Regions from separate parts of the Homo sapiens genome. Here region 1 is linked to region 2. A link is a contact called in ENCODE POLR2A ChIA-PET data. All regions are on one chromosome and are shown on one strand. The core of a region is the stretch at or near the end of the contact, and the rest is flanking DNA. Distances in the headings are between cores, read along the strand shown.

Evidence for each region. ChIA-PET counts read pairs that join two places held with the same protein, here RNA polymerase II (POLR2A).
Region 1: POLR2A ChIA-PET joins it to region 2 with 20 read pairs in activated T-cell. The contact joins two enhancer-like sites. POLR2A ChIA-PET finds 5 or more read pairs at or near these places in 2 of 52 experiments (activated B cell and activated T-cell).

What each region holds. Positions count from the first base shown.
Region 1 is chr19:16,583,022-16,585,868 of GRCh38, forward strand. The region is part of intron 1 of MED26 (mediator complex subunit 26); the gene reads right to left. Among named protein-coding and RNA genes, the nearest start is that of SLC35E1, 12 kb to the left of the region's middle. RefSeq lists enhancers at 1-112, 909-1,098, 1,798-2,334, 2,589-2,847. Within about 2 kb of position 1,415, at least 32 of the 41 ENCODE cell types and tissues checked have a DNase peak (open chromatin) inside an H3K27ac peak, as active enhancers do.
Region 2 is chr19:12,952,277-12,955,293 of GRCh38, forward strand. RAD23A (RAD23 nucleotide excision repair protein A) reads left to right here. Exons shown (of 9, transcript NM_005053.4): 8 at 413-577; 9 at 660-1,366. The coding sequence ends at 773. It overlaps GADD45GIP1 (GADD45G interacting protein 1), which reads right to left. Exons shown (of 2, transcript NM_052850.4): 2 at 843-2,250. The coding sequence ends at 1,932. Among named protein-coding and RNA genes, the nearest start is that of GADD45GIP1, 3.4 kb to the right of the region's middle. RefSeq lists an enhancer at 231-1,430. Within about 2 kb of position 1,682, at least 12 of the 41 ENCODE cell types and tissues checked have a DNase peak (open chromatin) inside an H3K27ac peak, as active enhancers do.

The DNA.
Region 1 (2,847 bases), core at 165-2,664, 3.6 Mb after region 2:
TATCTGGGGAAGTACACTAGATCCTAATCTCAGCACAGACACAGTTTGACTCCACATGGGGAGCCGCTCCAGGCGATGGCCTCAAAAGATGGCTTTAAGGCAGCTCTTCAGGCTTGCCAGGGCCATGTCTGTGGCCCGATGGCCAATTGCAGCCTCTTGCTGTCAGGAATAGCCTGGCACATCTGAGGCCCCCTCCTCCTTTGGATTCTCCCTTGGGATTTGTTCCCAGTCCAAAAAAACCTCTCAAAACACCTGCCAAGTTGCTTTCCCAAAGGGGCAGGAATCCCGTCAGGAACTGTAGCCTCTCACTTCTCCACTAGGGACCCCTCAATAGATGCAGATGGGTCTGAACTTCCTTAACCATCAACGAAGACAGGCGTTGCCTCCCCTTTCTACCAACACTGACCGCCCCTGCCCACTTAATTTGCTTCAGTTTGGCCTCTTCATTGCTGCGGGAAGTGCCTGTGAAGGGCAAGGGTGTTGGGTGGGGGTGGGGGGTGTCGACAGCAGAACCTCCATGCAGCTACTAGGAGAAGCAGGGGTAAATGCAGCAAGGAGCACTCTGGAAGCAGGTGGGACCTCCCTGGGGTGCCTGCTCCAAAGGCAGGCAGGGCAGGAAGTTAGCAGGTGGGACCAGGTGTGGCACAGGTATACATGCAGGTCCAGCCCAGCCGCCTGGTACATGAATGTTGATGGAACTGACTCCACTGTCACACCGAACACTTTCAGGTCTTAGAATGGAAATCCATGAGGCATGATCAGGTACACATGGGCCAATAGGAATGTGAACATTAATCTCGTCCTTCTGGAATCTCAGAAAAACCAAGCAGGGAGGCCTGGTCTCAGGTCATAGGCATCACAGCTAGCATAGATACTGAGGAAGAACAGTTTGCATCCAGGCAGAGGGTGAACTGGGGCCACCAGCACAACCCTCAGCACACAGGTGCCCCACACTTCAGGGATGCCCCAGGAACACACGCATGGGGGCATGGAGGGGACAACTTCTCGCCCAAGACCACAAGAGGTCTGGCTGTCCCAGGGCTCTTTTGTGGTCATCCTTCCACATGAGAACTTAAAAAGGCTTCCACGGGCGCGGTGGTGTGCACCTGTAATCCCAGCTACTCGGGAGGCTGAGGCAGGAGAATCGCTCAAACCTGGGAGGCGGAGGTTGCAATGAGCTGAGATCACGCCACTGCACTCCAGCCTCGGTGACAGAGCAAGACTCCGTCTCAAAAAAAAGAAAAAGAAAAAAAAAACCGAAACCCAAACACTGCCCCCCCCCGCCCCGCCAAAAAAAAACAAAAAACAAAACAAAAAAAAGAAAGGCTTCCGGAAAGGCTGGCACCTTTGTCCCCAGAGAGCCCCATAGCCTGTGCTAAGCCACAATTCCAGCCAGCCTAACTGGTGACATGTGCTGTTCAGCTCACAGGAAATGTGAGGAAGGAGGCGGGGCTGGACACGCACAGAGACAGCCTGAGGGAGGGGCCAGCACCCCTCAGAAGCAGCCTGGGTCAGGCGCCTGGAGCTGCGTGAGACACCTCATTCTCCCACACCCTGGGAGCAGTGGGGAACCCTGTATGCGACTTCACAGCACACCACGCTCCGTGTGAGCTATTAAAGACCCACCACGCATCCTCGTCTTTCAGTGACACTTTCCTGAAGAAATAATACAATCTGGAATTTGCTACAGAATCATCCCCTAGGGTGAGTGACAGGAGGGGGATGGGTGAAACAAAGTCACATGGCTGTAAGCAGCTATCTACTGAAGCAGGATGGTTACCTTTCTCTACTTTTATGCTTGAAATTTCTCACAAATAAAGATGAGAAAATACATCTATTTCCTAGCATTTGTTTGGGAGAGTTCACTGATCTAGAAGGACTGGCAGCCATCTAAAGGGGAAGTGAGCAAATAGCTGTTTCCAACTCCTCATAGTGGCTTCACTGTCCACCATCTGGCCCCTGAGTGGGGCAGCAAGGGCCGAGGGCTGGGTAGGATGCCACCTCCCTCCACGTGAGCCTGTCTCAAGTCTCAGGCCTCCTAACTGATTTGAACTGCACAACACCATCTATCTGGTGAGACCCCAGGAGCCCCTCACCAAGCTCCCCTACTCTGGTACTGGGCTGCTGCTTAACAGACCTGGTGCAGAAACAGCAGGCACCCCTGGGGCTGGAGAGGGGAGCTCTGAGTACCCATGCCAGCTGTCCATCCCGGTCCGACTCTCAGGTGTCCTCACGCCTCTCTTCTAAAGGAAACCACAGAGAGCCCGAACCAGGGGCACACGCTAGGTCGACAGTTCCTTCCTGCAGGGAGAGGCCTGACCTGTACCAGGAAGGAGCCCAGGACAGCCACCACCACAGAGAGGACAGGCCCTCAAGTGGCCCAGACCAGGAGGGAGGACTTGGCAAGAAGGGGTGGGGGCTAGGTCACTCTCTTCCAGAAGGGGAGAAACATAACAATGAGCCAGCAGTAACCCAGGGAAGGGACAGCCGTCACTCCAGGACCTGCCCAGCCCCAGTCAGCACCACCTCCCTCCCATCTGCGATCCACATCCTATGGCTCTGGGCACAGCTGAGCCACAGGACACAGCCACTCAGAACTTTCTTTCCAGGTTTCCCTCAAAGGCCAGCCAGCAGCACTCCTCTGTGGCCCTGTGAAACCCAGTGACACCTCTGACCCCTCCGGAGTCCGGAAGACTAGACTCTTCTGAAAACCCACCTACGACAGGGTGCGTGGAATCACCTTTCAAACCAAACTCCTGTCGGCAAATATTTTAATTGGGCCACGGCATGTGTCCGAGTTTTTCTTCTGTGAAGAGGATCACTGGGTCTGAGTGCAAAGCTGGGGCC
Region 2 (3,017 bases), core at 432-2,931:
GCCTCCGCCTCCTGGGTTCAGTCTTATGCCTCAGCCTGCCAAGTAGCTGGGATTACAGGCGTCTGCCACCACACCTGGCTACTTTTTGTATTCTTAGTAGAGATGGGGGTTCACCATGTTGGCCAGGCTGGACTCGAACTCCTGACCTCAAGTGATCCACCTGCCTCTGCCTCCCAAAGTGCTGGGATTACAGGTGTGAGCCACCGTGCCCGGCTTATTTCTTGGCTCACTTAAAAGCACATCATCAGCTCTTCCAGGGTAGGGCTTGTGTCGACTGCTATGTTGTGTTTGGCCAGAACAGGCTCCTCTGGATATTTGCCTGACTGAATGAAAAAGCAAGGGCTGTGATGACCTGGGGAGAGGAGGGGACCAGGGCTGTGAATTACCTTCCCTTCCCCACCCTCTCCTGCAGCAAATCAGCCGGCACCAGGAGCAGTTCATCCAGATGCTGAACGAGCCCCCTGGGGAGCTGGCGGACATCTCAGATGTGGAGGGGGAGGTGGGCGCCATAGGAGAGGAGGCCCCGCAGATGAACTACATCCAGGTGACGCCGCAGGAGAAAGAAGCTATAGAGAGGGTAAGAGGCCTGGCTGAGGGGTGACTGCAGGTGGGCAGGACCCCTACCCTCTCCTGCTCACACTTAACCTATCTTCCCACAGTTGAAGGCCCTGGGCTTCCCAGAGAGCCTGGTCATCCAGGCCTATTTCGCGTGTGAAAAAAATGAGAACTTGGCTGCCAACTTCCTCCTGAGTCAGAACTTTGATGACGAGTGATGCCAGGAAGCCAGGCCACCGAAGCCCCCACCCTACCCTTATTCCATGAAAGTTTTATAAAAGAAAAAATATATATATATTCATGTTTATTTAAGAAATGGAAAAAAAAATCAAAAATCTTAAAAAAACAAGCAAACAGTCCAGCTTCCTGTCCTCCTAAAGTGGCCCCTGTTCCCATCTCCCGGGCCAGACAGCTGTCCCCCCGTCCTCCTCCCCAGCCCAGCCTGCTCAGAGAAGCTGGCAGGACTGGGAGGCGACAGATGGGCCCCTCTTGGCCTCTGTCCCAGCTCTCTGCAGCCAGACGGAAAGGCGGCTGCTTGCCTCTCCATCCTCCGAAAAACCCCTGAGGACCCCCCCCCATCCTCTTCTAGGATGAGGGGAAGCTGGAGCCCCAACTTTGATCCTCCATTGGAGTGGCCCAAATCTTTCCATCTAGGGCAAGTCCTGAAAGGCCCAAGGCCCCCTCCCCAGTCTGGCCTTGGCCTCCAGCCTGGAGAAGGGCTAACATCAGCTCATTGTCAAGGCCACCCCCACCCCAGAACAGAACCGTGTCTCTGATAAAGGTTTTGAAGTGAATAAAGTTTTAAAAACTAGCCCTATGGTCTGTGCCTGCTGGGGCTCCCCGCGCCCACCTGTCTGGGTCTTGGGGGGCTGGCTGGGCACAGGCAGGCATGGTGACGGGTGCCTGGAAGGGGGAGAGGAGTCTGTGAGTCCCTGCAGATTGAGGCTTCCGGTGTCTCCTCCCCCAGTGTGTCATTTCCAGGCAGTGGACCCCAGCCCAACGTTACAAGGACTGCTTCTCCCCGGCCCCCACCATCATCACCACAGTCTGTTTTGGCTATACTTCCCCCCCCACCAGCCTTGTAATTGGCTAATTACTGGAGATGAATGTTGGTAAACAGAAGCCTTCTTCTCTTCTGCCATCTGCTTCTCCATTATTTGCCCATTGTACACCCCCCTTTTCCTCCCACTGAAGCCCCAGTTAGTCAGCAGGGCCTAGAGTCCCTGTCCCCTTTTGAGTACAGCCAAGTGGGGGATTCCCCAGCTCTTAAGTATTGGGGGAGGAACCAGGGGACCCAGAGAGGCACACCTTGAGAGGACGCAGATCTCTTCAGGGGTACTGCCAGGTAGCAGGCTTTATTGGGAAGGGACAAAGCCTCAGGAGCTGGGTGCCCCAGAGGCTGCTGGGTCTTGAGCCACAGCTGCAGCCAATGCAGCAGCTCGCGCCTCCTTCTTCCGTTTCTGTTTTTCCTCCTTGAGGCGCTTGCGCTCCTTCTTCTCTAGGTCCTGGAGCAGCTCCTGGAAGCGGGCACTCCTTGGGTCCACCTGGTAGCCCAGGAGCTCCTGGGCCTCAGCCTGCAGTCGGGCCCTCCTCTCCTTGTCAGCCTGGGCCTTCTCCCAGTTCTCCCGCTGCTGCTGCTGCCAGTTCACAATCATCTGTGGCATCTTGGCCATGCACTCTGCGATGTGCTGCTCCCTGCAGGGGAGGGAGAGTGGGCTGTGACACTGGCACTCAGCCAGGGCAGAGCCCACCCACCCATATCTCACCCATAGGCCTTTGCCCACGAGCCTGCCTCCTCAACTCCCCCAGTAGATTAACTGTCAGGAAAAGCCCTTGACAAGTGAAGAAACAGGAAGAGATGATGAGAAAGTTACCTGTGCATGAATTTGATCACAAGGGCATGTCAAGCCCCAGTAAACCCCAGGTGCCAAAGCCAAATCAGCATTTCACTGAGCTGCCTACTGAGCAAGCCAAGTGCCACTCCCATGGATAATTTCACACCTTTATTTCATAGACATTGCTGAGCACTTCCTGTACAGAGGCCAGGCCCAATTCTAGGCACAGGAGTGAAAGCAAGAAAGACATTTCCCACCAATCCTTGAGTTTGTAGCTACCAGTCACAGCCCCATTTTTTTCTTTTAAGTTCAGGGGTACAAGTGCAGGTTTGTTACGTAGGTAAACTTGTGTCATGGGGTTTTTTTGTACAGATTTATTTCATCACTCAGGTATTAAACCTAGTACCTAGAGGTCATTTTTCCTGATCCTCTCCCTCCACCCTCCAAAAAGCCCTAGTGTGTGTTGCTCCCCTGTGTGTCCATGTGTTCTCATCATTTAGCTCCCACTTACAAGTGAGAACACGTTGTATTTGGTTTTCTGTTCCTGTGTTAGTTTGCTAGGGATGATAGCCTCCAGCTCCCGTCGTGTCCCTGCAAAGGACATGATCTCGTTCTTTTTTATGACAG